Regions from separate parts of the Homo sapiens genome. Here region 2 is linked to region 1. Evidence: chromatin loops called from intact Hi-C (ENCODE). Cell type or tissue: dorsolateral prefrontal cortex. All regions are shown on one strand. Each heading gives the region's core, and the rest is flanking DNA. Links, peaks and the distances in the headings are about the cores only. Region 1 holds the start of LINC00486 (long intergenic non-protein coding RNA 486). Region 2 has its middle 52 kb from the start of LINC00486.

The links. Hi-C counts contacts between places; a loop is a spot of excess contacts. Peaks named below come from ENCODE experiments on the same cell type or tissue, not always from the same donor. Only the 100,000 strongest peaks of a DNase experiment are listed, where the experiment ranks them.
Region 2: a loop joins it to region 1, with 2.9 times the contacts of the local background. A loop is called at or near these places in 1 of 110 quality-filtered maps.

The regions. Positions count from the first base shown.
Region 1 is chr2:32,820,421-32,835,807 of GRCh38, reverse strand. LINC00486 (long intergenic non-protein coding RNA 486) reads right to left here and starts at 10,367. Exons shown (of 5, transcript NR_183193.1): 1 at 10,298-10,367. It overlaps TTC27 (tetratricopeptide repeat domain 27), which reads right to left. Exons shown (of 20, transcript NM_017735.5): 20 at 14,757-14,992. The coding sequence ends at 14,870. In dorsolateral prefrontal cortex, for the core only: a CTCF peak has its summit at 9,496; a DNase peak (open chromatin) is centred at 10,367; H3K4me3 peaks cover 1,742 bases; H3K27ac peaks cover 3,167 bases.
Region 2 is chr2:32,869,486-32,884,872 of GRCh38, reverse strand. No RefSeq gene overlaps it. Among named protein-coding and RNA genes, the nearest start is that of LINC00486, 52 kb to the right of the region's middle. In dorsolateral prefrontal cortex, for the core only: no CTCF peak of the experiment used is centred there; no DNase peak of the experiment used is centred there; H3K4me3 peaks cover 894 bases; H3K27ac peaks cover 1,238 bases.

The DNA.
Region 1 (15,387 bases), core at 4,778-12,777:
GCCAGAGTGGAATGTTGGGCTCTGCCTGTTTCTTTACTGCAGAGCTTCTTAGAGACTTTAGTCATCTAATGCCCAGGGCGGCTCTTCATGGAGGGTGTCTTAGTCCATTTTGTGTTGCTATAAAGAAATAGCTGAGGCTGGGTGATTTATAATGAAAAGGAGTTTATTTGCCTCTGCAGTTCTGCAGGCTGTACAGGAAGCACGGCACTGGCATATGCATCTGGTGAGGACTTCAGGCTGCTTCTACTCATGATGGAAAGCAAAGGGGGACAGGCACGGTGGCTCACTCCTGTAATCCCAGCACTTTGGGAGGCCAAGGTGGGTGAATTACTTGAGCCCAGGAATTTGAGACCAGCCTGGGCAACAAAGTGAAACCCCGTCTGTTTAAAAAGAAAAAAAGAAAGTGAAGGGGAGCCTGTGTGTGAAGAGAACACGTGGTGAGAGAGGAAGCAGAAGAGAGAGGGGAGGTGCCAGGCTCTTTCTAAACACCAGCTCTCTTGAGAACTAACAGAGTGAGAACTCACTCACCCCTGAGGGAGGCCATTAATCTATTCAGGAGGGATCCACTGCCATGACCCAAACACCTCCCATTAGGTTCCACCTCCAACATTTGGATCAAATTTCACAATGAGATTTGCTGGGGACAATTATCCAAACCATAGCAAAGGGACAGAGCGCACTTGGTTTCTCACACTACTTTGGCCATAGAATCTCTGTTAACACAGAAATTCTGTTAACACCATCTAGGTAATGCTGCACCACATCACAATCTGCCCTTCATGAAATTCAATTCTGCAAACACTGTGTGACCATCTCTTCACTATGCCCAAGGAGATGTTCTAGGTTGTAGGAAGGGCCACCAAGAATGAGGGACAGTTTCTGCCCTCATGTAGCTTTTGGTCTCACATGGGAAATCAGAAGAGGCTGAATCAGAGAAGAGTCAGAGAGCAAATCAGGATGAGGGGAAGAGCATGCAAATACCCTAAACAAGGCCAAAAGTGGTGTTGCAGTGTAAGGGGAAGAGGCAGAGTACCCGGCTTAGAGGTGGATGTGGGACCTGTAAGAAATCTCACGAAGGGGTGGTCTTGAGGAGACAGGCTTTCCACAGCAGACATGAGGTAGAGTAAAGCAGGGAGAGCACCAGAAGGGCAGCAGGAGAAAAGACAGATGGGGAGGGCAGGCTGCAGTGTGGAAAGGGTGGTCAGGAACCACCCCTTGGGCATAAGGTACCAACAAGGAGTGGTGTGATGGGGAAGAATCTTGGGAGGGTGGTTTGGAGTCACATTATGAATGTCACAGCAAAGAGTATGTATTTCATGCAGAACTCCAGAAGGTCTTTAATCAGAGGAGTCACATTTTAGACCACAGAGGCTTCTTAATGCCTGCCCTTATATAATCTGTTAGTTTACAAATAATTCTCTAAGGAGATGACTTATTTTGACACAATGTGACATAGAGTGAAAGCATATCCAGTTTAATTATTTTGTCCATCTATTATCTTTGAGATGATAAAATGTATCCAGAAATATATTTTGTAATAATTAGTGACTAAGTGAAATCTACTGTATTAATTACCTACTGCTTTATAATGCAGTGCTAAGATACAGTTAGCAACTTAAAAACCACACACATTTATTATCTCATGGTTTCTGAGGGAGAGAAATCCAGGCACAGATGAGCCAGGACTAACCTCAGGGTCTATCACAGAGCTGCAGTCAAGATGTCAGCCTGGGCTAGGGTCTCATCTGAAGGCCCATCTGGGTTTGCCCCCAAGCTCAGGTGTTTGTTGGCAGGATTTGGTTCCTTTAGGGTTGCTGGGCCACCTGACTTCCTCAGCTCCTTGCTTCCTTCAGGGCTATGGGGACAGTTGGCCCAAGGCCATCCCTAGTTCCTGACCACATGGTCCTCTCCCGAATGGTGGCTTGCTTTATCAAAGGCAGCCAGGAAGTGTTTCTGCTCGCAAGATAGAAGTCACTGTCTTATGTAACCTACTCATAGAAATGACATCCTTTCAATGTTGTCAATATTTTATATAGACACAAGGCACTCCAGGGATGGGGATTCCACAAGGCTGAGAATACCAGGAGCCAGAGATCACTGGGAACCGTCTTTCAGGCTGCCTGCCACATTGACACTTCACAAAATTCCCAGGTCAGAGTAAACTTATGAAACACTCATAACATTTCAAAATAATTATATCCCAACCGTACCTATAGAACTTGGGATCAACATGGTGAAACCCCGTCTCTACTAAAAATACAAAATTAGTTGGGCGTGGTGGTGCATGCCTGTAATCCCAGCTACTTGGGAGACCGAGGCAGGAGAATCGCTTGAACCCAGGAGGCGGAGTTTGCAGTGAGCAAGATCGCGCCATTGCACTCCAGCCTGGGCAACAAGAGCAAAACTCTGTCTCCAAAAAAAAAAAAAAAAAAAAAAAAAAAAGAACGTGGGATCAGTGTGGGGAAGCAGTCAAAGATAAATAACCCTGTCAGTCACTGCTCCCCTTAGCAAGACAGGACTCCATTATAAGAACAATCATGGAGGAAGGAAAGTCACCCCACAGACCCCAGAGAACCCCTCTTCCCTGCCAGCCTTGTATCCATCCTTAGGACTAAGCTCAGCCAGTCTGCTTTCATTCAAGTCCTTAGACTCTTGCAGGCATTGGGAAAGGAAAGACACTCTTTTGTTCTGTGCAGATGAAATAAGATACTCTTCATTCAGTCTGGTTCATACCCCTTCCTGGGATTGCCTCTTTCACATAAAGAATGTACCAGCAACATTCCTTAAGATGAGAAACCAAATGTTGTCAGGGTTGATTTGTGATTCTCGGAGGAAGAAAGTAAAGACAGACAGGGGAGGGTTTATCTGGATGCATGTAACAGTTAGGGAAGGACAGTTGGATTGGCTGGGTCAGGAGACGGCTAATAAAATACAGTGTCTTTGATCTGTAGGTCACCAGTCTATTTAGGGTTGCCCTGAGACATTCCCTTGAAATATGCATTTTTGGAATTCTTCCAGAAAAACTTCAAACCTTAGCTTTATCTTTTTCTTTTTTGTAGTGTGCTGGATTTTGATTTATCATTCCCTATGAAGTTGTGGGTGAGATTTCACCTTTGTTTGTCCAAAACCATCCAGGCACACAAAAGTGTTCTCCCTATAACCGGTGGTATGTGGATCCTGCCAGGATATGACTATCGGTATTTCTACTACAACTTGGTGAGAAATCACCCCCCTAACCGGAGCTGTGAAGTGGAGGGTCTCAAGGCTGTGCTATTCAACTTGGCCATCAGATGTTAACAGGGGCCTTTTCCATCAGTCTACAGAGCCCAAAGGGAATGCCATAGGATATTAAACATGTCAGCACCATGCTTTTCAAGAAGAAATGTGAGAAGCTGGCTTTGGTCACCAAGATGACCACACTCAATCACTGCCTATGCTGGCCTGGGTTGCCTTAGGTTAGTACCCCCCTATTTATCCAGACAGCACAGGATCTTAACTGTATTAGACAAAAGAAATAAAGAATTTAGAGTGCAATGTCAAATTATCCACATTTTTGCCTTAGGGTAAAAGCACCTTATAGTTGTAAAATGTTGTTATATTTTGTTTAAGGAGGTGTTTGGTAGTGGGGGTGGGTGGGGAGTTAAAGTTACATGGAGTTAAGTTTGGGTTTGTGTTGCCAAGTTTCACCTCAAAATGCAGTATGATTTTTCAAAAGTCAATTTTATGAGTTGTGAGAAAAATTACTTGAGGAAAGAGCTCAGGTCTCCTCAAAAAGAAGGAAAAGACAAAGAGGTAGAAAAGTGCAAAAACGTGGAGAGGAGAAGGCAGACATTCAGGTTCACATTAAGAGTTGACTGCACTCTTCCTAATATCTTAATGCTTTTTACTGTGAAACACAACACACATTTGGGAAGAATGCACAAAACAAAAATGTATAACTTGATGATTTGCCAGAAGAACCATGTTAGCCATGAGCCCAGTTAATAACTATGATACTGCCAGCTCCCCGGAAGTCCTTTAGTACCATTCATCCACCACCCATTTATACCCACAAGAGTAGTCATTAGCCTGTCTTTGGTGGTGATCACTTCATTGCTTTCCTTTATAGTTTTTATACTAAGCATGCATCACTAAATAACACAGTTTAATTTAATCTGCTTTTTGAACTTATTATATATGTGGAAATATGCAGCATGCACTTTTTAAATTTTTAATGTTTTTAACATCTGGCTTCCTTTGCTGAACATAGTGTTGGAGAGATTCACTCATGTTATTGCCGTGGTATGGCTAGAACATTCACTTTCACTGATGCAGACCACATCATTGCATGAATATCCCACCATTTATGCATCTATTTTACTGTTGGTAGATATTTAGATTTTCTCAATTTGGGGACTATTATAGATAACGCTGCTATAAGCATTTTTGTATGAGAGTTTTGGTGCCTGCATTTGTGCTTGGGTATGTGTGTGCACCCCAGGAGTAAAACTGTTCAGCCATAGGGTATGCATATCTTCGAAGTTTGCAGATATTGCCCAGCTGTTTTCCGGAGTGTTTCTATCAAGTGGTGCTCCCATTAGCATTGTTAAGAGTTACTCCTACTCCACATCCTAACACTTGGTATGCAGAGTCATTTTAACGTTAGCCATTCTTTTGAGTATGTGGTCCTATCTCTTTATTTTAATTTGCATTTCTCTGATGACTGAGTGTATTTTTGTATTTTTCTTTGGATATTATCCTCTTTTGCAAAATACTTGTTTTTTCCCACTTGATTTTTTTCTTATTGATATATAGTTTTTACATTTTTAAACTTTTCTTTTAGGTTCAGGGGTGTATGTGCAGGTTTGTTATATAAGTAAACTTGTGTCGTGGAGGGGGGGTTTGTTGTTCAGATTATTTCATCACCCAGGTACTAAGCCTAGTTCCCAGTAGTTATTTTTTCTGCTCCTCTCCCTCCTCCCAGTCTCTATCCTCAAGTAGGCCCCAGTGTATGTTGTTCCCTTCGTGTCTATGAGTTCTCATCATTTAGCTCCCACTTATAAGTGAGAACACGCAGTATTTGGTTTTCTGTTCCTGCGTTAGTTTGCTAAGGATAGTGACCTTCAGCTCCATCCATGTTCCCACAAAAGATATGATCTCATTTTTTCTTGTGGCTGCACAGTATTCCATGCTGTATATGTACCACATTTTCTTTATCCAATCTGCCGTTGATGGGCATTTAGGTTGATTCCATGTCTTTGATATTTGAATAGTGCTGCAATGAACATTCATGTGCATGTGTCTTTATGGTAGAATGATTTATATTCCCCTAGGTATATACCTAGTAATGAGATTGCTGGGTTGAATGGATTTTCTGTCTTTAGGAAAATTACCATACTGCTTTCCACAATGATTGAACGAATTTATACTGCCACCAGCAGTATATTAAGTGTTCCCTTTTCTCTGCAGTCTCACCAGTATCTTATTTTTTGACTCTGTAATAACAGCTATTCTGGGTTTGAGATGGCATCTCATTGTATTGATTTGCACTTCTCTAATGATCAGTGATATTGAGCTTCTTTCCATATGCTTGTTGGCTGCATGCATGTCTTCTTTAGAAGAGTGTCTGTTCATGTCCTTTGTTCACTTTTTAGTGTTTTTTTTTCTTGTAAATTTGTTTAAGTTCCTTATAGCTGCTGGATATTAGACCTTTGTCAGATGCATAGTTTGCAAAAATTTTCTCTCTATCTGTAGGTTTTCTCTTTACTCTGTTGATAGTTTCTTTTGCTGTGCAGATGCTCTTAATTAGGTCCCATTTGTCCATTTTTGCTTTTGTTGCAATTGCTTTTGGTGTCTTTGTCATGAAATCTTTGCCTGTTCTTATGTCCAGGATGGTATAGCCTAGGTTGTCTTCCAGGGTTTTTATAGTTTTGGGGTTTACATTTAAATCTTTAATCCAACTTGAGTTGATTTTTTTTTAATATGGTATAAGGAAGGGGTCCAGTTTCAATCTTCTGCATATGGCTAACCAGTTATCCCAGCACCATTCATTGAATAAGGATTCCTTTCCCCATTGCTTTTGTCAGCTTTGTTGAAGATCAGATGGTTGTAGGTGTGCAGCCTTATTTCTGGGCTCTCTATTCTGTTCCATTGGTTTATGTGTTGTTTTTATACAAATACCATGCTGTTTTTGCTCCTGTAGCCATGTAGTATAGTTTGAAGTTGGGTAACATGATGTCTCCAGCTTTGTTCTTTTTGCTTAGGATTGCCTTGGCTATTTGGGCTCCTTTTTGGTTCCATATGAATTTTAAAATAGTTTTTTCTAGTTTTTGAAGAATGTCATTGGTAGTTTGATACAAATAGCATTGAATCTATAAATTGTTTTGGGCAGTATCGCCATTTTAATGATATTGATTCTTCCTATCCATGAACATGGGATGTTTTCCATTTGCTCATGTTATCTTTGGTTTCTCTGAGCAGTGTTTTGTACTCTCATTGCAGAGATCTTTCACCTCCCTCGTTAGCTGTATTCCTTGGTATTTTATTCTTTTTGGGGCAATTGTGAATGGGATGGTGTTTCTGATTTGGTTCTCAGCTTGGCTGGTTGTTGGTACATAGGAATGTTACTGATTTTTGTATATTAATTTTGTATCCTGAAACTTTGCTGAAGTTGTTTATCAGCTGAAGGAAGGACTATAAGGTTTTCTAGATACAGAATTTGGGATGCTCAACCTGTATGTTTTAGAATCATATTTTTAATTTCCACAAAAAAGTAGACTGGAATTTTTATTAAGACTATTGAATATATAGATCAATTTGAGGAAAAACAACATCTTTACTATACTGAGTTTACCAATTCATCAACATGGTATTTCCCACCATTTTTAAATTTAGGACTTTTTAAGAGTTATTTTATTTTCTAATTGACATATAATAACATGCAGATATTTATGGGCTATAGTGATGTTTCAACACATATAATGTATAGTCTGCCTGAAAATGTTTTTTCCTGCTGATATATGTGCCTTTATCAATCTTTAAAAATATTTATTGCAAAGTATCTGAATTTTTCATGCCATTATAAATGGTATAATTTAAAACTTTTTCCTTTTAAAAATCCTGTAGGCTATGCGTATGTGTAAATTGAGAGGTGATTTTAAAGTCTATGTGGATATTCTGATTTTGAGAATAATTTTCATCAATTCTGAAGAACTGTCAGCCATTAACTCTTCAAATACTTCTTCCCAATTCTCTTTCATATCCTTCTGAAATTCTGATTAGATATATTCTTCTGGAAATCTATCCTCTGTGTCTCTTACCTACTTTTATTTCTCTCCCTGTCTGATGTAGAATGTGCTGAATTATCTCTAGAGCTATCCTTCCCTTCACTAATTCTCTCCTTATCTGTCTAATCTGTTGTTTAACCTACTGGTTCTCAAAAGAGGGTAATTTTGTCCCCCAGGAGACACTTGGGGTGTCGTGATCTGCTGAGATGGATCACGAGTTCAGGAGATTGAGACCATCCTGGCCAAAATGGTGAAACCCCATCTCTACTAAAAATACAAAAATTAGCTGGGCGTGGTGGCGCATGCCTGTAGTCCAAGCTACCTGGGAGGCTGAGGCAGGAGAATCGCTTGAACCCAGGAGGCGGAGGTTACGGTGAGTGGGGATTGCGCCACTGCACTCTAGCCTGGGTAACAGAACAAGACTCCGTCTCAAATAAATAAATAAATAAATAAATATAAATAAATAAAAAATAAAAATTCACAGGACAGCTCCCAACAACAAAGAATTATCCAGCCCAAATGCCAACAGTGTCATGGTTTTACCTATCTTGAGAGAGACACAGAAAGAGATACACACACACACACACACACACACACACACACACAGACACAAAGAGGGAGAGAGAGAGTTGGATTTGTCTGGTTCCTTAGTTCCTTAAGTTGCTCCTCCTCCCTTGGAATAAATATGGAGTAGAGAGAGGCTCCTTTTCTTTTGCTTCCTACCTTGTGGAACAGAAATTTTCTCACTTTCAAGGAATATTAAGGAAAGAGGAATAGGTGTTCTTCCCAACAACTCCTGTATCTGACACCATTTTCCCGTCAGTACCACCCTTAAACCAAGGCAAGAAATCCCTATGCTTTGGGACTTTCTGTTTCTGTCCCTCCTCCAGACACTTTTTGCTTATGCCTAGAGCCTGTATTAGCCCCATCTTCTAGACCACGCTCAGGTAACTGGGACCCCAGGAGTTCCCTGCCCACAGGCCCAAAGCCTGCATCCAGAAGCTGCATGTGCCTCTCTTCTGTGCCCATAATCCTGAGGGTGGAGTGGCGTCTGGTCTGTGCACTCCCAGGTCTGAGTGGTAGCCATGCAGAGCTGTTTGTGGGTGCTGAAGACATGCCTGACACCTGCAGCTGGAGTGTGCACATGTGTACTTGGGACCCTGAAAAGCAGGATAGGGGAAGGGAGCTGACTCTCTCTGCACCCCTTTTTGGTTGAATTCTGAGATGTTTGAGAACTCCAAATTAAAATATGTCCTTCCAAGTCATTATAAAGGAATATCTGTCAAGATCAAAGCATAAAACAAATTTTATTTAACCATTTCTTTGCTTGATTTTTAACTTTGAAATATTTAGATATATAGTAAGCAGGCCTCTATATGTACTCTGGCCTGGAGCTCCACAAATGTTAATGAAGGGCCTGCTTCCATGTGTTTTACTGAAAAGCTTAATTAAGTAAAAACAAACAAAAAGCCAATATCTCTCAGATATATGTGTATTTATTTATATAATAGTCTGGAAGGATATACAAAAAAGTTAACAGGGTTAACTTCTACAGGGGTGGGATTTTGGATGATTTTTTTTCTTCTTGCTTATTTGTATTTTCTAATTTTTTGGAGATAAACATGGGACACTTCTGCAATTTATTAAAGGAGGAGGGTGAACATTAATCAGAGCATACCTATCTGAAGAAATCACCCTATGTCCTACTGATAATGATCAGGGGAATCAACTTCATATGTAAAGCACATTCTAGTGCTGTTCGTGTGTGTGTGTGTGTGTGTGTGTGTGTGTGTGTGAGAGAGAGAGAGAGAGAGTGAGAGAAGGAGCTGGAGCTGTTATGGCATAAGCATGTCTTCTGACCAGACAGCTGTAAAAATCCCAAGACAGCTTTTATCAACCCTGGCACCAGATATCCTCTAGGCCAAATTGATTCAGTAAATAGAGTGATGAAGGACAAGACTGAAAGATATTCTGCAGCATTGTTTCTCAAACCCCAGGGTTCTGACCCCCATGGGATTACAGAAACTGGAGCCAAGTTGCTGCATACTCCTATCCAGGGACTCCACCAGCCCCTGGGAACCGATAGACCATCCACAATGCCCCTTTCTCTTGATCATAACAATAACTAATTGTACACAGTTGCTCACATAGTACTTCACATACATCATCTGATAAATTCAGTCTGGTCTGTAGGGTGGGTATTTGCATTTTTATAGCTGAGGAAATTGGGGCTGAGAGGTTCAGGAGCTCAGGTGTGGTCACAGCTAGGAGGCGGTAAAGCTGAGACTTCATCCAGGTCTTCTAATTCTCTGACTTCATCCTAGTCAGCCACTTCCCCATTTCATCAGTTTTTTGTTTTGCTTTTGCCTGTTACTCCCCATCCTCTTTTTCTTTCCTTTTCTTAGCACCAACCTGAGAAATCCTAATGATGGGAACTTGGTTCTTTCTCGTTTACTTCATAAAAATCCATCATGTTTTCTTCTTTATCCCTTCCCTTATCACCACTTGCCACCCAGAAATGGGGAAAAGGTTGCTATAGAATGAAAATGCTAATAAACATTTTGGTATCACAGCCCAGCAGCACTGAATGTCATCAGGCTTCTGAGTGGGGCACAGAAAAGGTTGTCAGTGTTAATAATCAAATGGTTTCGAAGACACTCTTGCTTGCATCATGTTTCTATATCATTTATTTTTAAAGCACTTTATATGCATCTTCTCAACTGGTATTGTATATAACACCCCTGTACAATATGGATCACTAACAGGCTACAGATAATGGAACTGAGGCTCAGACATTAAGAAACTTCTTCGAGTCTCACAGTAATAGAGTCTTCAAGAAGCACATCTGTCTGTGAACAGCGCTGTGCAATAATTTCTGTGTGCCTATAGATACTGATGTGCATCTGAGCCCTCGATCTGGAAAAAGTTAGCAATGCATGGGTTAGATCCTTAACAACATTAACATGATTTACCCCCCCCTCCCCCTTTCTGGCAATAACATCACAAAAGATTAGAAAATGGCTGATACTTACCGTTCAGAAGACCACTTTAATAATATCAGTTTTCTGCCTCGTAGCCCTTGGCAGGACTCTCTTTTCACAGAACACAATGTTGGCACAGGGCCAAGAGATGGCGAAGTTGACTCAGAGGTCACTGCAGTTTATAAGTCAGAATAATAAAAAGGAAGGCAGATTTGACACCACTGGCAAGGGAAAGATTTTGGTGTTGTGCTAAGCAAACGGATTACAGCTAGCTCTGAGTAACATAGGAGGAGTAAAGAGCTATTGAAGGGGAAAAAGTCCACGTAAAAAGGCAAACCACTATAGTGAGAGCTTGCAAATGCTCTCAAAACTGACCATTGTTATTTATCCTAACATCAAAGAACAAAACAGAATCTGCTCAAGCGAACACTTCTATGAACCAAGGTGAAAGAGACAAGTGCTTTATGATAAAGTATCGAGAAAACATACACACACACAAACTGATTTTTGAATTGGCTTTGCTGAAAGCTACATATCTAGAGTAAAAAGCACCTCTTTCTTCACTAAGCTCCTGCAATTTAAAAAAATAAGAATAGAAAAATTCCAAGATAAGCTCGGCTTTTAACCCATTTATGCTTAGTGTTCCATTATCGGAACGCTAAGCGTGTGAGAGTTATTTATATTCTACTGCTCAAGGTCATCACCAAGCTCTGATTGCAAAAATTTTAAAAATTGCAACCTCCGGCATAAATGGGTTAAGTTCACTTGGTGAAAACCAAATACAGCTACAATTATTATTAGGCCTTGGTGTGTGAAGGACTCCAAGAGTTAAAAGCAAACCAGCACCACCTTTAGCCCATAAGGGATTACTCTTTTATTAGTATAGTCTTGGGATTAGTGGAAATGTCTGTCTAATGAATGCAGCTACTATATTTGAGCACATGCCTGAATAAGCTACTTGTTGATTGAAACGTATCTATTTATAAGCACTTCTGCATGTTGTGAAAAATCCATCTGTATTACCACAGCATGGCACCCACCATTTGAATAAAGGCTCTTTGCCATTTCACTATAGGGCCTTTTGAATGAATAGGCAGAAAGGAAGTGTGTTGCATCCACTTAACAGATTTTATTCCTCACTCTTGGCCAGTAAAGTAGAGTTACCTTATCTAAACAGCAATTTAGATTGATGTGGATGTTACAAAAACAGCAATGGAAAAAAAGAAATACTTTTCATCAGACTCACCCAGGGTTTTTAGCTAGTAAACCTACTATAATTTGGACAAACGTTCACAAAGCCTAAACTAACCAGACCTCTGCTTAGGTCATAATCTTTGAACTAAGTCTGGAAAGTAGGTGGATTTACTACACATACTTCTTGTCATTTCTTTTTTACATTTCTGCTTATGAATACCACACTAATGGCATGCCCAAGAGAAACAAGTACAGCATAAGAACAGTCTTGATAACACAGTCAAATAAGTCGATGCTTTCAATGGCTGTGTCCTCATCTGTGCTAAGGCTCCATCCTAGGTGGGTCCAAGCCTTCCACCCCTAAATGGGGACTTCAACGTCCACTCTGGGAATCTGAGCTCTGAGTCCCACCTGCTCCCACCTCTCAACACACGGCCACTGCTCTGCCTTCCAGTCTCAATACCATCGCTGCAAGCTTCTTGAGTTTGCATTTAGGTATTCCACTGAAGCCTATCTTCTCTCTTTTGCAGTTAGGGGCCCCATTTACTATGCTTATTATGCTACCTCTGGGGAAAAGCTGGTGAGGAATTTATTAAAACTTTTTATTCAAAAAGAGTAAATTACATATATATATATATATATATATATTTTTTTTTTTTTTTTTTTTTGAAATGGAGTTTTGCTCTTGTTGCCCAGACTGGAGTGTAGTGGCGCAATCTCGGCTCACTGAAACCTCCGCCTCCCGGGTTCAAGCGATTGTCCTGCCTCAGCCTCCTGAGTAGCTGGGATTACAGGCACCCACCGCCATGCTCGGCTAATTTTTTTGTATTTTTATTAGAGACAGGGTTTCACCATGTTGGCCACACTGGTCTTGAACTCCTGACCTCAGGTGATTCACCCGCCTCGGCCTCCCAAAGTGCTGGGATTACAGGCGTGAGCCACCGTGCCCGGCCAAGAGTAAATAATCTTAACAAACCACAGGCTATTATTAACAGAGACCTCACAGAATTTCTCTTGGAGAACTTTATAAATGATGCTGGGCAAACTGTCCAGATCCCATTATTAGAAAGAGAAGATTGAAATCAGTGGTCAACTGGAAGCTTCAGCGAAAGCAGAAACAATGCAGGCTTTAGTAGTCTTCAAATCCTGGCTCTTTCTCTTTCTAGAGTTTGTGACCCTTAGTTTTCTAGTGATATCACGAACAGACCTAGCAGGGCTCTTTTGATGGTCAAAGATGATGCCAGGTGAAATGCCTGGTACATAGTGAGAACTCAATAACTTGTAGCTATTATAATTATTATTCACACTCTGGGAAGGCAGTAAGATTAAAGAATCACATCTTTTCTATTTTTCTAATTGGAAAAGCAAAAGAATAATTCTGAAAGCAAAAGTGTTAATAATTGGAAACCAAAGTGAAACTTATAAAACATAAGGCATTTGGAAACACAAGCATTTAACCATAATATATCAACACAAAGCACCAAAGATCGTATAATAAATAATACAGCATTGTTTTAAGGTTTTTTGCTTTTTGTTTTTTGAAACAGGGTCTTGCTCTGTCACCCAGGCTGGAGTGTATACAGATTCTGTATCACTAACTCTGAGGCTAGGTGAAAATGTTTTTTAAGAGATAGGAACAACTTGATGAAAAGTACTATTATCATCACACTCATTTGTCAGATGAAAAAACCAAGTAGCTAAATTAAATATTAAATGTTAGGTAGCAGAGATGAGGCTTTTAGAAAACCCCAAGCTTTCCCTACTTTACCTCCCCACACATTTTCTTCAATTATCTTAAACACTCACCTAAGTAAGATTAAAAAATAATAATAATAATAGGTCTATGCCTTTAAAGAAAACATCTAGTAGCTCTCACTTTTGTGAGATCACTCCAAGATAAAAGAGTAATATATATATTACTTTGATTTTGTCCAGCACAGCATTGGAGAACATGACTGCAAGGAGATAGCTCTTCTGTGACTTGGTTTGTGACTTCTCACAATCACTGATGCCTTTCTACCTTGAACCCAAGGAAAGCAAACTGAAGACCAAAAACTTCTACAACTTTGATGCTCTACTTCAGTCTTCTACTTGACTGCTGAAATGATTGTCCTTTTCAGTATTTATTTTCTGTCCACTTTCTATTAGGGTTCACAGCTTGATACTAATAAAAATTAATCTTAAAATCTTGTTCCATCCACCCATTCAAGCATCCACCCATCCATTCACCCATCTATTCCTCAATGACTTCTATAAAAGGTTTATGTAGACCCTTAATGTTAACTCATTTTATTGGTCTTTCTCACAGGTATTGTCTCTGCTATAAGAGAAACTGCTTTGGGGCATATGCCAACTTCTTTTTAAGGCAATATGCTAATAGAAAAGAAGCAGTGGTTAAGAAATGAGAGCATTTAGCACTGGTAAGCATTCATAATCAAAATTCACTAATAAAAGGGTTTTTTAAAGATGGTTTTTAAATGTTCAGGATACTTAATGGATTATGAATTTTTAAGTTTCCAAAGGCAATTGAAACTCACAAAGAGGCTACGAGTAGAAATTATTTACATCTTATATATAAGAACATGGAAAAAAAAAAAAGGGCCAAGTGATTTATACATGGGACCCAAAATGTAGCAACCCAAGCCAGGACTTAGAATTCCTCACTATGACTTTTGTACTAAGATTATTAAGCTCAGCTGCTGCCTTCAATATTTGGCTCCATAGACATTGAAAGCATTTTACTTTCGCATTTCTGTAATATGGCACCATTAATAGCTGTCTTCACCCATAATACCCTAATTAAACAACTATCTTTGGGGCCGGTTGTATACATAATGAAGGGGTAACAGCCTAGTTCCTAGTAACTAAGCAAAAATTTAGGTTATGCCATTTTTTTCTTGCATTTTCTTGATTTAGAAGTTAAACCATGCTCACATTTCCAATTTCGCCAAGTCTGTATCTTTCTGAAACAAGCACAAAATCTCAAGAAACATAAATGTTTCTAGCTCCAAGTCCACTCTTTTATCACTTTTGAACAATAAAGCAGTCAATCTAATGATTTCACAAACTTGTAGTACGTGATTTTCACCTGTTTAGACAAAAGGTTTTCCAAAGTATGATCCAATTAATGTTAGGTTGAAAGAGAATAAACACTATATTAAAAACAAAATTAATTTAATTGCTCTTTGTGCCAAAATACCTCAAGAATAAAAATACTGAACTCAACTATAATTAGACCTAACGAAATAGGGAGTTTTAAAAATTTAATATACTTCAGAAAGCATATAAAATTGAAAACATCACAAAACCAAGAATGTTAAGTCATAAAACAAATTTATTTTAAAAATCAATATCTTGCATTTCAGATATACAGATGTATCTTTTACCAGCAGGTGAAAGCACCTTTTCCAGAATCTGCTTCCAGCAGAATCAATACTGATTTCGAAACTGGTTGCTTAGGTCTTGGAGCTCTGTCACTAAGGTGTCCATAGCTGTTATGTCATCAGCTAATTCCCTGGACATTTCTCCAGTTGCCACATCTGTAAAAAGTTGCTGTAATATAAAAAACAAAGCAGAAGTATTAAAACAACACAAATTTCTTTAAAATAAAATAGATACAGAGTATAGAGTTAAAAAACCTTTTGCATAATAATACTATACAATTATAATAGCAATGGTAGCATTTTTTTCTGTTCACTAGCCAAGAAATGTACAAGCTAAAATAATTAAAGGGTGAATCAAAACAACATGCCTGAACTTATAAATTCAAATGAGCTCTGCTCTTCAACGCATTTGCCTAAATTCTCATTATTCATTTCAATGTTATAGGATGGTTTTTGAATGAACAGACATAATTCAACTAAACAAAATGACTTTATTTATTGTGTATGCAGGCAAAACAAATATATTCTATGTTCAAATTCATATAAATCATACCCTTTATGCTA
Region 2 (15,387 bases), core at 2,447-10,446, 51 kb before region 1:
AATAATACAGAAAATTAGCCAAGCGTGGTGGTGCATGCCTGTAGTCCCAGCTACCTGGGAGGCTGAGGTGGAAGAATCACCTGAGTCTGGGAGGTCGAGGTTGCAATGAGCTGAGATCACACCACTGCACTCCAGCCTGGGCGACAAGAGTGAGACCCTGTCTCAAAACAAACAAACAAACAAACAACAACAAAAAAGATTCTACAGCTAGTAAATGATATAGTTGGCACTGTAACCCAGATCCCTCTCTGTCTCTTTCTGGGTCTTTTTAAACTATTAAACTGCCCACACCATGACTCATTCATTTGACAGATATTTATTGAGAATATACAGTGTGTTATTCATTGGTCTAATCACTGCAGATCCAGTAGTGAATAAGAAAAAAAAAATCCTGCTGTCATAATGCTTATATTAACAAATATAAAGGTAGGGCATGATGGCATGCGCCTGTAATACTGGCTACTGAGGAGGCTGAAGTGGGAGGATCCCATGAGGCCAAGAGTTGGAGACTGCTGTGAGCTGTAATTGTGCTACTCCACTCCAGTCTGGGCAACAGAATGAAACCCCGTATCTTAAAAAATAAAAATAAAAAGGCTGGGCACAGTGGCCCACACCTATAATCCCAGCACTTGGAGAGTCTGGAGGATTGCTTGAGGCCAGGAGTTCAAGATCAGCCTGGGCAACATGGCAAGACCCCACTGTGATCCCAGCTATTCGGGAGGCTGAGGCAGGAGGATTGCTTGAGCCCAGGAAGTCAAGGCTGCAGTGACCCGAGATGGTTCCACTGCACTCCAGCCTGGGCAACAGAGCGAGAACTTGTGTCAAGGAAAAAATAAAACCAACCAACCAAACAAAAACAAATATAAGGCAATAATGCTATTGCTCTTGCCTTAACTTGGAAAACATGTGTCTCTGCTTAGAGTACCTCTTTCATTTACGATCACTTAAGATTTTGTTTCTTCTTTTAAGGGGTTATGCCAGCAGTAAACTGTGGAGTGCGGTATTGCTCTCACTTGATTTGCTGGTTTGTTTTATCCCAGATGTCGGAAAAAGGTGACTGAAGGTAGGCACGTCCTCCTCAAGAGCTGGGGTTAACCTATTCACAATTATACATTCCTTTCTTACTTTTCTAGTACCTCTCAGTCTTTTCAACCTCTGCTGTCCTCACTGGCAGCTGGTTCCAGCACCTCCTCATTGAGAAGAATCAGTACTCCCTAATGAACATACACATGTCCAGGCAAGGCGGGGCCAAACAGACCACAAGACTCTGTTGTGAGTGGATGTGATGCTCAGAGCTGCTGCAGGATGAAGCCCACAAAGAGAAGAGGACAAATCCAGAAGCCACAGAGAAGTGGAACCAGAAGCCCAGTGTGCCTTGGGTGAAGCACGGCTACTTAAGCATTTGTTACGCAAGATAATAAATCTCCTCTTGGCTTAACCAGTCTGGAGTTGGATCTGCAGTTACTTGCAACTAAAAGCATCCTCACTGATACAGCATTCCAAAGGCCCCTTTGTTCTTAAGAACATGTGTGCCTGGGAATCTCTGCTATAAACTATTCCATTTCCAAGAAGGATTCTTCTACAAGCCAATGAAATTCTCACTCTTTGTGGTCGAATGCCCTCTGTCTGCCCTCTTCTTTTCTTAGCTTTATTTCCTTAAGGGACTACTCAAAGACACTTGGTACGCTGAAATAACTCTAGCATTACCAAAAGCATTTAGTAAAGCTACGTGATGCTGACTGGAGACACTTGAAGAGAAAACAATGCTTTGAATTAAAGCACGTTTTCTAGTGTCGATGAATAACACATAAATAGGACCCACTTAGCCATCTATCCCCACTGTGTTATTCATCTTCCGGCTGCTTTGGTGAGTGCCAAAATGCTTCTGGGAGCTTTCTGAGCACTTCTTTCCTTTCCATTCCTTTCCTGGATTACATTCAAAAGATCTAAAAACAAACAGGCATGTTAATTACTAAGGGTTATTATTTTCTTCAAAGCCTCAAAGCTCTAAAGAATCAACACTATTTATTTTCTGAATTCACTCACCACAGTTTCAAACCAGCCAACGTGGAGACAATCTTCAGTACTTGCTGAAAATGTGCTTTCACTGTAAGCTTCAGTGCCCTGGAGCAGTGCTGTGAGATCCTTCTATGAGCTCTAGGCAGCAATTAAGTCTATTTCAAAAGATGTGCAGGTAAGATTGCTTAGGAGTAGGAAGTCCAGTCAATTCCAAAAATAATATAATGTTGAAATTTTCCTTGCTTACCCCAGGAGGAAAATGTTCTCTGCTTTGTCAATTCTATAAATTACATTTTTTCACTTTTGGAATGGTAGGTCCAGAAAGCGCAGAAAATAATAAAAACAATACCCATATAGTAGCCATAATGATTTAACAAGTGCTAACATTTGGCCATATTTGCATCACATGTAATTAATGATGGATATCACTATTTGACTCATAAAATGAATTGTTCCATTAAACTAGTCCCCTTTCCATTTTTCTCTTTAAGAGACATTTATAATTAAGCCTTTAAATTCTGAGCCTTTTGCAACCATGATTTCAGAATAGAAGAGTAGGGGCCAGGAATAGACCATAAATGCTCCAAATGGGACTTCAACAAGCCTTCATTGCTACCTGGAGTTGGGTCATGGCTGGTGAGAGTCTATGTGGGATATTCACATGGGACAGTTAGAAGATATAAATGTTCTGTAAGCACCAAAGTTGTTAGATCTGAATATCTTGAGCTTCATGGAGATTAAAATTCTAAAGTTACTCAGGTCTGTGTTTTGTTGATTTCGTTCAATGCACGCATATTCTGACATTTCATTTTACAATGATCTTCATTTTTATTTTGATTTTTTACTATTTTACAAACTGACATCAACTCTTTATTAAAAAAAAAACCTTTTTTTATAACAAAAAAGATAAGTTTTTTCCATAATAATAAAAAGTTGGAATATAGGCCGGGCACACTGGCTCACGCCTATAATCCCAGCACTTTGGGAGGCCAAGGCGGGTGGTTCACTGAGGTCAGTAGTCTGAGACCAGCCTGGCCATCATGGCGAAACCTCGTCTCTCCTAAAAAAAAAAAAAAAAAAGTATATATATACACAAAAATTGGCCGGGCATGGTGGTGCATGTCTGTAGTCCCAGCTACTTCGGAGGCTGAGGCAGGAGGATCACTTGAACCTGGGAGGTGGAGGTTGCAGTGAGCTGAAATTGCACCACTGCCCTCCAGCTTGGGTGACAGAGCAAGACTCCGTCTCAAAAAAAAAAAAAAAAAGTTGGAATATATACAATGGGTGAGGCTGTCCAAAACCTGCCCCATAAAGTAAGAAAAATTTTGACAATTAACAAAGATTCATTTTTCAAAGGCCTATTAATCATAGATTAATTAAACAATTATCACTCAAAAGGTACCTACAGAATTTTCACCTCAATCTTTTATCGCAAAAACAGTGGAAATCTATAGTCCAGAGACCTTCTTTAATAATGAGCCACTGATAAACACAATATATATATATAATTCATATAACATTTCTTTCATGTTGTAAATTTTTTTCAAGCATTATACAATAATGAATTTGCAACAGGCTTTCAATATTATTTACAATATTTCCTTCCAGTACGAGTTTTCACATGACTTTGAAAGTAATTGTTAAAATTGAGAACTTTTCTGTATTTTCCACACTACTCGGGATCCAGTCAGGTGTGATTCTCCTGTTTATAGGGTCCATCTTGTGTGCATGATCACGCGTCTATGAAAGGATATGGGAAAAGCAAAGGCATTCCCACATCTCATACATTCACAGAGCTTCTCTCCAGAATGAGATATTTTAAGTCAGCAAATGCAACTAAAAGAACTAAATGGGCCAGGCGTGGTGGCTCATGCCTGTAATCCCAGCACTTTGGGAGGCTGAGACGGGTAGATTATCTGAGGTCAGGAGTTTGAGACCAGCCTGACCAATGTGGTGAAACTCCATCTCTAATAAAAATATAAAAATTATCCAGGCATGGTGATATGTGCCTGTAGTCCCAGCTACTTGGGAGGCTGAGACAGGAGAATTGCTTGAACCCGGGAAGCAGGGGTTGCAGTGAGCTGAGATTGTGCCACTGTACTCCAGCCTGGGTGAGAGAGCGAGACTCCGTTTCAAAAAAACAAAATCAAACAAACAAAAGAACTAAATGCCTGACCACATTTCTTATACCGTAAGGCTTTTCTTCAGTGTGAGTCCTTTCACTTTTTCAAATCATGTTTCTTACAGTTATAGGTTTTCTTTCTCCAGTTTGATTGCTTTCATATCTTTGAGGAAAACTGGGAAAATTAAATATTTTCCCATATTGCTTACATTTGTAGTTTTTCTCCACTATGAGTTCTTTCATGTTTGCAATGGTAACTGGAACAGCCTAAAGCTTTACCACATTTTTTTTTATACTTTAAGTTCTAGGGTACATGGGCACAACGTGCAGGTTTGTTACATATGTATACATGTGCCATGTTGGTGTGCTGCACCCATAAACTTGTCATTTACATTAGGCATTTCTCCTAATGCTACCCCTCCCCCCTCCCCCACCCCATGACAGGCCCTGGTGTGTGATGTTCCCCATCCTGTGTCCAAGTGTTCTCATTGTTCAATTCCCACCTTTGAGTGAGAACATGCGGTGTTTGATTTCCTGTCCTTGCGATAGTTTGCTCAGAATGATGGTTTCCGGCTTCATCCGTGTCCCTACAAAGGACATGAGCTCATCCTTTTTTATGGCTGCATAGTATTCCATGGTGTATATGTGCCACATTTTCTTAATCCAGTCTATCATTGACGGACATTTGGGTTGGTTCCAAGTCTTTGCTATTGTGAATAGTGCCGCAATTAACATACGTGTGCATGTGTCTTTATAGCAGCATGATTTATAATCCTTTGGGTATATACCCAGTAATGGGATGGTTGGGTCAAATGGTATTTCTAGTTCTAGATCCTTGAGGAATCGCCACACTGTCTTCCACAATGGTTGAACTAGTTTACACTCCCACAACTGTGTAAAAGTGTTCCTATTTCTCCACTTCCTCTCTAGCACCTGTTGTTTCCTGACTTTTTAATGATTGCCATTCTAACTGGTGTGAGATGGTATCTCATTTTTGTTTTGATTTGCATTTCTCTGATGGCCAGTGAGTTTTTCTCCAGGATGATTTGGATCTTCATTTTAAATGATATTTATACACAGTTTGAATTGCAGAAATTTAAAACGAAACTATCTCTTCTCCTACATAATTAACCCACACAGTCACATCTAATCATTGCAGGGCTTAAACGACTTTTTCCAAATATGAACATAATAAAGTCCCCACAGCTCCCATGCCAGTCATATAGTCCTGTTGAAATGTTTTAGGGCATTTATAGATTTCTGTTGCTTTTCTCTGGTTTACAATCATCCTAGAATAAAAGCAAAGTTCAAAAGAGGGTAAAGTACAATATGTTGACAGATACAGGCATTCCTAACAAGAGCTGGTCTCTGTAATAGTCTACATGCCTAGCCAGAAGAATGCAAACCAACAATTGCTTATTGATCCCAGCAAAATCGTGCATCTTTCTCTCTTTGGGCATACATATTGTATCTTGGAGAAGCTCGAAAAATCAGAAATCGAGTTATGGAAATAGATAATGGTGATGGTTAAACAATACCATGAAAGTGCTTAATGCCAGTGAGTTGTACAGTTAAAAGTGGCAAAAATGGTAAATGTTATGTATATTTTACCACAATAAAAAATTCTTTAGATTAGAAACATTAAAATATCTAAAGAATAGTTGAATAGTAGGTCAAGTGAAGTTTTAAAAAAACTAACCATTTATATGGCTTTTGGGCAAACAGCACTTTCGGAGTTGACAAGGTCAAGTTTCCAAGTACCATGGGTAGTTCTATTTCTCAGACACTCTGTGGATTGAGGCTGCCTCATGCTTTTTGCTTTCTCCACCAGGAAAAGAGCAAGCTATCTGATGATTAAAACAGTCAGTGATTCCAAATTTACAATATGGTTTTCCTCTGCCTCTGGACAGGACCCTCTCTGCTATCTTCTCCTGTCTGGCCATCTCCAGTCAGTCATCTGGTCTCCTAAGTCCACATGGCATTATTTGATATTAAGATATACAATTTTAATCTGTGTTAATTCATCCTTGTTTACTTTGAAATGCTTTTTCCTACTGGCATATTGTGTAGATTGGGTAACTGTGGAAAAGCCTTAATAAACTGTATGTGGATTTTGTTAAACATTTAGCATCTGTTTTCCAAAATCCACTAGTGAAGGACTCAGAAAAGCTAATAAGGTGACCAGTTCATTTTATGACAGGGTCCTGTCACCTAAGAACTGTGTGCCGTATGTGCCCCAGAAATAGCTGACTCTAACCAAATAGAAAAACAAGCCATCCGCATTTTTTCTTGCCATGGCCTTAGTTTACAACCAGCCAATATATGATGAAAGTTTATGCTCCTTTTCCACGTAAGTTATTTTTCCAACTAAAAATTGTTCCCAGCTGTTCTGACCCAGATGTGTTGGCAGTCCGTACTGTGAGGGCCTTTATACAGGTGATGAAGTCCTCAGACAATAAAGTTTACACGACTTGTATACAGCTGGTCTCCAATACAACTTTGGACCTACAACACCCTTTCCCCCACCAGAAAAAAGCAGCGGTTTCCTGACACTTCACTCGGGGCACAGTTCAAAGGGGATTTCAGTGCTGTAGGCCCAAACTTGTGTAGGCCCTGGACTTAGGAAGGAAAAGTAAGACAAATTACCCAGTTTTCCTCTTCCCCTGGAGAATTCAGCCTGCTGTAACTGAAAATAGCTCCAGCAAGAAAATGACCAGAAATTGTCCCTGGGATTTGGCTTCCAGGAGAGGTTAGCTGGGATATCTGAACGCGCCCACTGAGTTGCCATCTGTCTTTTAGCTTCACATTGTCTCATTTTTAACTGCAGCCTCACCCTTTCCTTTACATTTAAATGAAAGGTCATTTTTAGTACATAGAGGTTGTGTGTAAAATCAGTGCAAGATGATGTTTCATCAGGAAGTTGTAGGATAAGCAGAGCAATGGATCACAATTGGGGTGACTGTACATCCAGGTTTTCTCAAGACAATCCCAGGCAGTTGACGTCTATCGGGCACTTCATTGTTAGAAAAACATTAAAACAGTGGAATTCGACAAGCTGGGATGGGTTTAGTAGCCCTCTCCTTGGCATTCTCAGTTGCCAGCAGTCTTGAACAATAGTGATGAGACCTGTGCAATAAACTGAGTTCTCACTGTAACTCCTGATAAAAATCTAAGGAAGACCAGCTATAATACCCTTCTCTCTTTTCTCAACCATTCCCTGATAAGGTGCAATTAACACGGTCTCTGAAAGACAGCTGGACAAATTACAGTGTGTCCAGTTACAAGTTTCCAGGGACTCAGTGGCGTTGGGAGATGTACTGACCCTGCTGCCAGCCACCTTTCACTAGTGCCTGCTGTAGCCTGGGAGGTCCATGAAGCTGCCTGGCCACATGTCAGCAGGGTCAGTGGGAAATGTGCGAAAGTATAGTTTAGGTGAAGTGAAATATGTGCAGGAAAGGGAGGCTGAGTAGCCCATCACAGAGCACAGAAACCGTAGTTTGAATGTTCTTGTGTACAGTGGTTTTGTCACTTACTTTATAATTTATCTACAACCTTTATTTATTGCATTGTTTGGTAACATACATTTCTTTTGCAATAAACCCCTTGGCAGCAATCAATCAGCTTGAAAAGGTCAAAGCACATTTTTAGTGAAAAATTAAAATATTAGGTTGTAGATGAATGTGTAACTTGCAAAAAATATTTGTTGATATCTAGCATCCACTGCTGGGATGTCATAATGATAACACTGGTCACCTGAAAACCAGAAAACGCGAATTTTCTGAAGAAGCATCAGAATTTACTTCAAAAGTCAGTAGTTACCTTAAGTAGATCATGCCCAAAGATTATTATAACACACACAGCTGCATGAGGTGTGTTTTTATATTATTCTGCGAAGCTTAATTTTTCACATAGATGCAATAACTGTTCTAAAATAATTTCATTCATTTTCCACTCCCAATTTTCTGGTGCATGCCTGAAACATTAAGTATTAGCTGCAAATGAGTCTCCTTTAGCAGAATGAGTACTGTGTAAACAGTGACATGACACCAGTTTTATTTCAATTTGATTGAATATATTTATGTTATAAATATGTAACATAATGTTTTGAAGTGATATATGAAGTGATTACTACAGTCAAGTCAATTAATGTATCTGTCATCTCACAGTTATCCTTCTTTGTGTCTGTGGTAAGAGCATGTAAAATCTACTCATAGAAAATTTCCAGTATGTAGTACAATATTATTAGCTACAATCATTATGATGTACTTCCACTCTCTAGATTTATTCATCCTATTAACACATAACTGCAACTCTGTGCCCTTTGATCTACAGCTCTCCATTCTGCACCCCCTGCACCCACTTCACCTCTAGTAACTGTCAATCTACTGTTTCTATGTAGTCAACTTTTAAAAAATATTCCATGTATAAAAGAGATCATGCACATTTTTCTTTCTGTGTCTGCCTTATTTCACTTAGCATCCATGCTGTCATCAGTGGAAAGATCTTCTTTTTTAAAGTCGAATAATATTGCATTGTATTGATCTATATAGAGAGATACAGATACCACAGTTTCTTTATCCATTCCTCCATTGGATAGACATTTGGGTTGATTCCATATCTTGGCTATTGTGAATAATGCTGCAATGAACAAGGGAGCGCAGATATCTCGATGAGGTGTTGACTTCATTTCTTTGGTTATTTGTGTGTTTTGTTGGTTTGTTTTCTTTTTTTCTTTTTTTTTTTTTTTTTTGAGACGGAATTTTACTCTGTCACCCAGGCTGGAGTCCAGTGACACAATCTCAGCTCACTGCAACCTCCGTCTCCTTGGTTCAAGCGATTCTCCTGCCTCAGCCTCCTAAGTAGCTGGAATTACAGGCGTACACCACCACACCTGGCTAATTTTTGTATTTTTAGTAGACGGGGGTTTCACCATATTGGCCAGGCTGGTCTTGAACTTCTGACCTCCAGTGATCTGCCCGCCTCGGCCTCCCAAAGTGCTGGGATTAAAGGCGTGAGCCATTGCACCCGGCCTGACTTCATCTCTTTGGATAAATACCTGGCAGAGGGATTGCTGGGCCATATGATAGTCCTATTTTTAATTTTTTGCAGAACCTCCATGCTGTTTTCAGTAATGACTGTACTAATTTATATTCCCACCAACAGTGTACAAGGGTTCCCTTTCCTCCACACCCTCACCAACACACATTATCTCAACTTTTTAATTATAGCCATGCTAACAGGTTTGACACCAGTTTATATCAGGGTCATCAGCTGCTTCCAATGAGAAATCAGTCCATTGTAATAATAGTTCTTTTAAAAAATGAACGTATTAAATAAAATTAAAATGTTGGAAAGTTCATTCTGTTTTTACCTTTGGGTAAAAAAATCTGTCATCATTTTGACCGCTATCATAAATCCAGTTTCAAAGTTTCATCACTGAAGAGAAAGTTTGCTGTTGAGGTAATAAGTTTTAGTGGCCAGAATCCTGGGGGAAACAGTATTCTTACTAAATCAAGAGCCTGTGGAGCAGAAATGTACTTGGACTGCAGTGGAATGTGTATAATTAGCACATTGTACAAACAAGCTGTAGTGGCCTGCCAATGGAAATGAAAGCTGAATTGTCAAATTTTTATACACACACACACGGATCACAAAATTCTCCCTGCTGCCTACCCATTGACTTAGAAACAGCAAAGCCTTTATGATAAACTACTTTATAAAAATCATCCTAAATGTTCTACAATGCTCCGAATTTTGGTTGCATTTTGTTCAAAATAATTTGGAAGTTTTTAACCCTTTCCCCGTTTGCCCCGAGAATACTTGCCGGCAGCGCTTGCAGCTGCAGCGTTTACCCTGAGATAACTTTGCCACGAAATATCTTGCTTTTATTATTACTTTCGCGCTGCTCGAGTATATCAACTTTGGAAACAAAAGATATCATTTTATTTACAGTATCCAATTTTAGTAGTGGTATTTCCATTTACAAAATGTAATTCTCGATCACTGAAAATGTCAAATCTTAGAAAATGTAGCACTCCTATGCCTGATGTTAACATTGTTCTCAAACAGTTATTGGCCAAAGAGTCATTTGATGAATCTGATTTTTCCGAGATAGGCAATTCTGATGTTAGTTCTGTTTAGAAGTAACTCCAAGAACCAGTTTTTATATTTTATTTTCACATTGAAAATCAGTCAGATTTGCTTTAGCCTCAAAGAGTGTGTTTATGTAAAATTAAATGAGCACTGGCAGCAAGCTGCACTTTTTTTTTTTCTAAACGGGAATTAATGTATTGAGCAAATGGGTTCTTTTTAAACCTTCAGCTTTTGAGCTTGAAAGTTTTAGAGAATTACAATTACTGAAAACCAAATTGACAAATAGGCAGAATCAGCTACATAATTGGCAGGACCTAGAGTAAAATTGCAATTGTAGGATCCCTTGGTCAAAAATTAAGAATTGGCTGGTGTGGTGGCTCACATCTGTAATCCCAGCCCTTTGGGAGGCCGAGGAGGGTGGATCAGTTGAGGTGAGGAGTTTGAGACCAGCCTGGCCAACATGGTGAAACTCCGTCTCTACTAAAAATACAAAAATTAGCCAGGTGTTGTGGTAGGCACCTGTAGTCTCAGCTACTTGGGAGGCTGAGGCAGGAGAATCACCTGTACCTGGGAGGCAGAGGTTGCAGTGAGCTGAGATCACGCCACTGTACTCCAGCCTGGGCGACAGAGAGATACTCTGTCCCCTAAATAAATAAAATTAAGAATTTCAAGATGGTGGCAGCAGAACATGAAACCCATTGCGGGGTCCTTCTAAGCACTGGGTTCCATGTGACTGCGCGGTTCATAAGCCCATCAAGCTAGCTCTGCAAAGGAAGACACTGGAATGTGTCCCTCAAAGCTAGCAGGGGAGGGGGGTTAATGACAGCTCTAATAAAGTACAAATTTGGAAATGCTATAATTGTGCACTGGACTATCTCAACTTGTGAGAAGAATATTTTGATGGAGCCTCTATTTTTATTTGGATTTAGATTCTGTCCCAGAATAGAATGTAATTGAGAAGGTTTACAATTTTGAACTACCTAAATTTGGTGAACCATTCAAAAGAATCGTAAATAGAGACAACCTATTTGACAAGTTGTATCAATGAAAGGCTCTCTGAATAGAGGTCAAAAGTACCTAAGAGAATATTTAAGCTAGATTCGTCACACATTTAATTTTTTTTGTTTGTTTGTTTGTTTGTTTGTTTGTTTTTTTTTTTTTGAGACGGAGTCTTGCTCTGTCGCCCAGGCTGGAGTGCAGTGGCGCTATCTCAGCTCACTGCAAACTCCGCCTTCCAGGTTCATGCCATTCTCCTGCCTCAGCCTCCTGAGTAGCTGGGACTACAGGCGCCCGCCACCACGCCCAGCTAATTTTTTTGTATTTGTAGTAGAGACAGGGTTTCACCATGTTAGCCAGGATGGTCTCAATCTCCTGACCTCGTGATCCGCCCGCCTTGGCCTCCCAAGGTGCTGGGATTATAGGCGTGAGCCACCGTGCTTGGTCACACATTTAATATTTTTAAAAATTAGAATTGAGAATGGTCTTTACTTAGCAGAATAGTTTTCAACTTACAAGGCACCATCACTTCTACAGAGAAATTTTTTCAATTAAATATATTGTGGTTTTATATATAAGGAAGAATCAATTGCAAGTATTCATTTCAAAGTTTTTAAGCCCCAAATACAGATAATTTTATGAAAAAAAGTTAGAAATAGTAAAACTACTAAAAAATACACTCTGCAGAAAAATACCATGACAGATAGACCAAGAAATTAAAATATGTAAAATATATCGAGTTATTATTTTAAATTTTTAAATTTTCAGGTAACATAAGTTTTCAAATTTGCTTTAATGAACACAAATATATGCCATTTTCTTTTTAAAAAATAATTTTGGCCAGGCATGGTGGCTCATGCCTGTAATCCTAGCACTCTGGGAGGCAGAGGCAGGAGGATCACCTGAGGTCAGGAGTTCAAGACCAGCCTGGCCAACATAGTGAAACCCTGTCTCTACTAAAAATACAAAAATTAGCTGGGCGTGGTGGCGAGCGCCTGTAGTCCCAGCTACTTGGGAGGCTGAGGCAGGAGACGCACTTGAACCTGGGAGGCGGAGGCTGCAGTGAGCCGAGATGGCGCCATCGCACTCCAGCCTGGGCAACAGAGCAAGACTCTGTCTCAAAAAATAATAATACTAATAATAATTTCAACTTTTATTGTAGATTAAGGGTTACATGTGAAGGTTTGTTACATGGATATACTGTGTGACACTGAGGTCTGGGGCACAAATTCTCCTGTCACCCATGTAGTGAGTGTAGTACCCGATAGTTCTTTAGCCCTTGTCCCCTCCCCATCTCTCCCCTCTAAAAGTCTCCAGTGTCTATTTTTCCCATCTTTATGTCCATATGTACCCAATATTTGGCTCCCACTTACAAGTGGGAACATGCAGAATTTGATTGTCTATTCCTGCATTAATTCACTCAGGATGATGGTGTCCAGATTCATCTATGTTGCTGCAAAGGACATGATTTCATTCTTTTTTTCTGGCTATGTAGTATTCCATGGTATACAGGTACCACATTTTCTTTATCCACCCACTGTTGATGGGCACATAGATTGATTCCATGTCTTTGCTACTGTGAATAGTGCTGTGATTAACATATATGTGTCTTTTTTGTGGAATGATTTATTTTCCTTTGGATATATGCCCAGTAATGGGATTGCAGGGTTGAATGGTAGTTCTGTTTTTAGTTCTTTGAGAAATCTCCAAACTGCTTTCCACGGTGCCTGAACTAATTTACATTCCCACCAACAGTGTATAAGCATTTTCTTCCCCTAGCAGCCTTGTCAGCATCTGTTATTTTTTGTCTATTTTTTTAATTTTTAATTTTTTTTTTTTTTTTGAGATGGAGTTTCACTCGTCACCCAGGCTGGAGTGCAGTGACGCAATCTCAGCTCACTACAACCTCCGCCTCCTTGGTTCAAGCGATTCTCCTGCCTCAGTCTCCTTAGTAGCTGGAATTACAGGCGTGTACCACCATGCCAGGCTAATTTTTGTATTTTTAGTAGAGACAGGGTTTCACCATGTTGGCCAGACTGGTCTTGAACTCCTGACCTCAGGTGATTCACCCACCTCGGCCTCCCAAAGTGCTGGCATTACAGGCATGAGCCACCACACCTGGCCCTGTTTTTTGTCTTTTTAATAATAGCCATTTTGATGGTGTGAGATGGTATCTCATTGTGGTTTTGATTTGCATTTCTCTAATGATTAGTGATGAACTTTTTTATGTTTGTTGTCCACTTGTCTGTCTTCTTTTGAGAAGTGTCTGTTCATGTCCTTTGCCCACTATTTAATGGGGTTGTTTTTTGCTTTAAGTTCCTTATAAATTCTGGATATTAGACCTTTGTTGGATGCATAGTTGGCAAATATTTTCTCCAATTCTGTGGGTTGTCTGTTTATGCTGTTGATGGCTCCTTTGGCTGCACAAAACCTCTTTCATCTAATTAGGTTCCTCTTATCAATTTTTGTTTCTGTTGCAATTGTTGTTGAGGACTTAATCATAAATTCTTCGCCAAGGCCAATGTCCAGAATGGCATTTCCTGGGTTTTCTTCTAAAGTTTTTATAGTTTGAGGTCTTACATTTACATCATCAATCCATTTTAAGTTAATTTTTATGTATGGTGAAAAGTTGGGGTTCAGTTTCATTCTTCTGCATATGGCTAGCTAGTTATCCCAACATCATTTGTTACATAGGGAGTCCTTTTCCCATTGCTTATTTTTGTCAACTTTGTCAAAGATCAGATGGTTATAGGTGTGCAGCTTTATTTCTGGGCTCTCTAATCTGTTCCATTGGTCTATGTGTCTGTTTTCGTACAAGTACCATGCTCTTTTGGTTCTTGTAGTCTGATAGCATAGTTTGAAGTCAGGTAATGTCATACCTCTGTCGTTGTTCTTTTTGCTTAGGATTATCTTGGCTATTTAGGTTCTTTTTTGGTTCCATATGAATTTTGTGGTAGTTTTTTTCTAATTCTGTGAAAAGTGACATTGGTAGTTTGATAGGAATAGTGTTGAATGTGTAGATTGCTTTGGGCAGTATGGCCATTTTAACAATATTGATTCTTCCTATCCATGAGCATGGAATATTTTTTTTTTTTTTTTTAATTTATTTTTTTATTGATAATTCTTGGGTGTTTCTCACAGAGGGGGATTTGGCAGGGTCATGGGACAATAGTGGAGGGAAGGTCAGCAGATAAACAAGTGAACAAAGGTCTCTGGTTTTCCTAGGCAGAGGACCCTGCGGCCTTCCGCAGTGTTTGTGTCCCTGATTACTTGAGATTAGGGATTGGTGATGACTCTTAACGAGCATGCTGCCTTCAAGCATCTGTTTAACAAAGCACATCTTGCACCGCCCTTAATCCATTTAACCCTGAGTGGACACAGCACATGTTTCAGAGAGCACAGGGTTGGGGGTAAGGTCACAGATCAACAGGATCCCAAGGCAGAGGAATTTTTCTTAGTGCAGAACAAAATGAAAAGTCTCCCATGTCTACTTCTTTCTACACAGACACGGCAACCATCCGATTTCTCAATCTTTTCCCCACCTTTCCCGCCTTTCTATTCCACAAAGCCGCCATTGTCATCCTGGCCCGTTCTCAATGAGCTGTTGGGCACACCTCCCAGACGGGGTGGTGGCCGGGCAGAGGGGCTCCTCACTTCCCAGTAGGGGCGGCCGGGCAGAAGCGCCCCTCACTTCCTGGGCGGGGCGGCTGGCCGGGCGGGGGGCTGACCCCCCCACCTCCCTCCCGGACGGGGCGGCTGGCCGGTCGGGGGGCTGACCCCCCACCTCCCTCCCGGACGGGGCGGCTGGCCAGGCAGAGGGGCTCCTCACTTCCCAGTAGGGGCGGCCGGGCAGAGGCGCCCCTCACCTCCCGGACGGGGCGGCTGGCCGGGCAGGGGGGCTGACCCCCCCCACCTCCCTCCCGGACGGGGCGGCTGGCCGGGCGGGGGGCTGACCCCCCCACCTCCCTCGCGGACGGGGCGGCTGGCCGGGCAGAGGGGCTCCTCACTTCCCAGTAGGGGCGGCCGGGCAGAGGCGCCCCTCACCTCCCGGACGGGGCGGCTGGCCGGGCAGGGGGGCTGACCCCCCCCACCTCCCTCCCGGACGGGGCGGCTGGCCGGGCGGGGGGCTGACCCCCCCACCTCCCTCGCGGACGGGG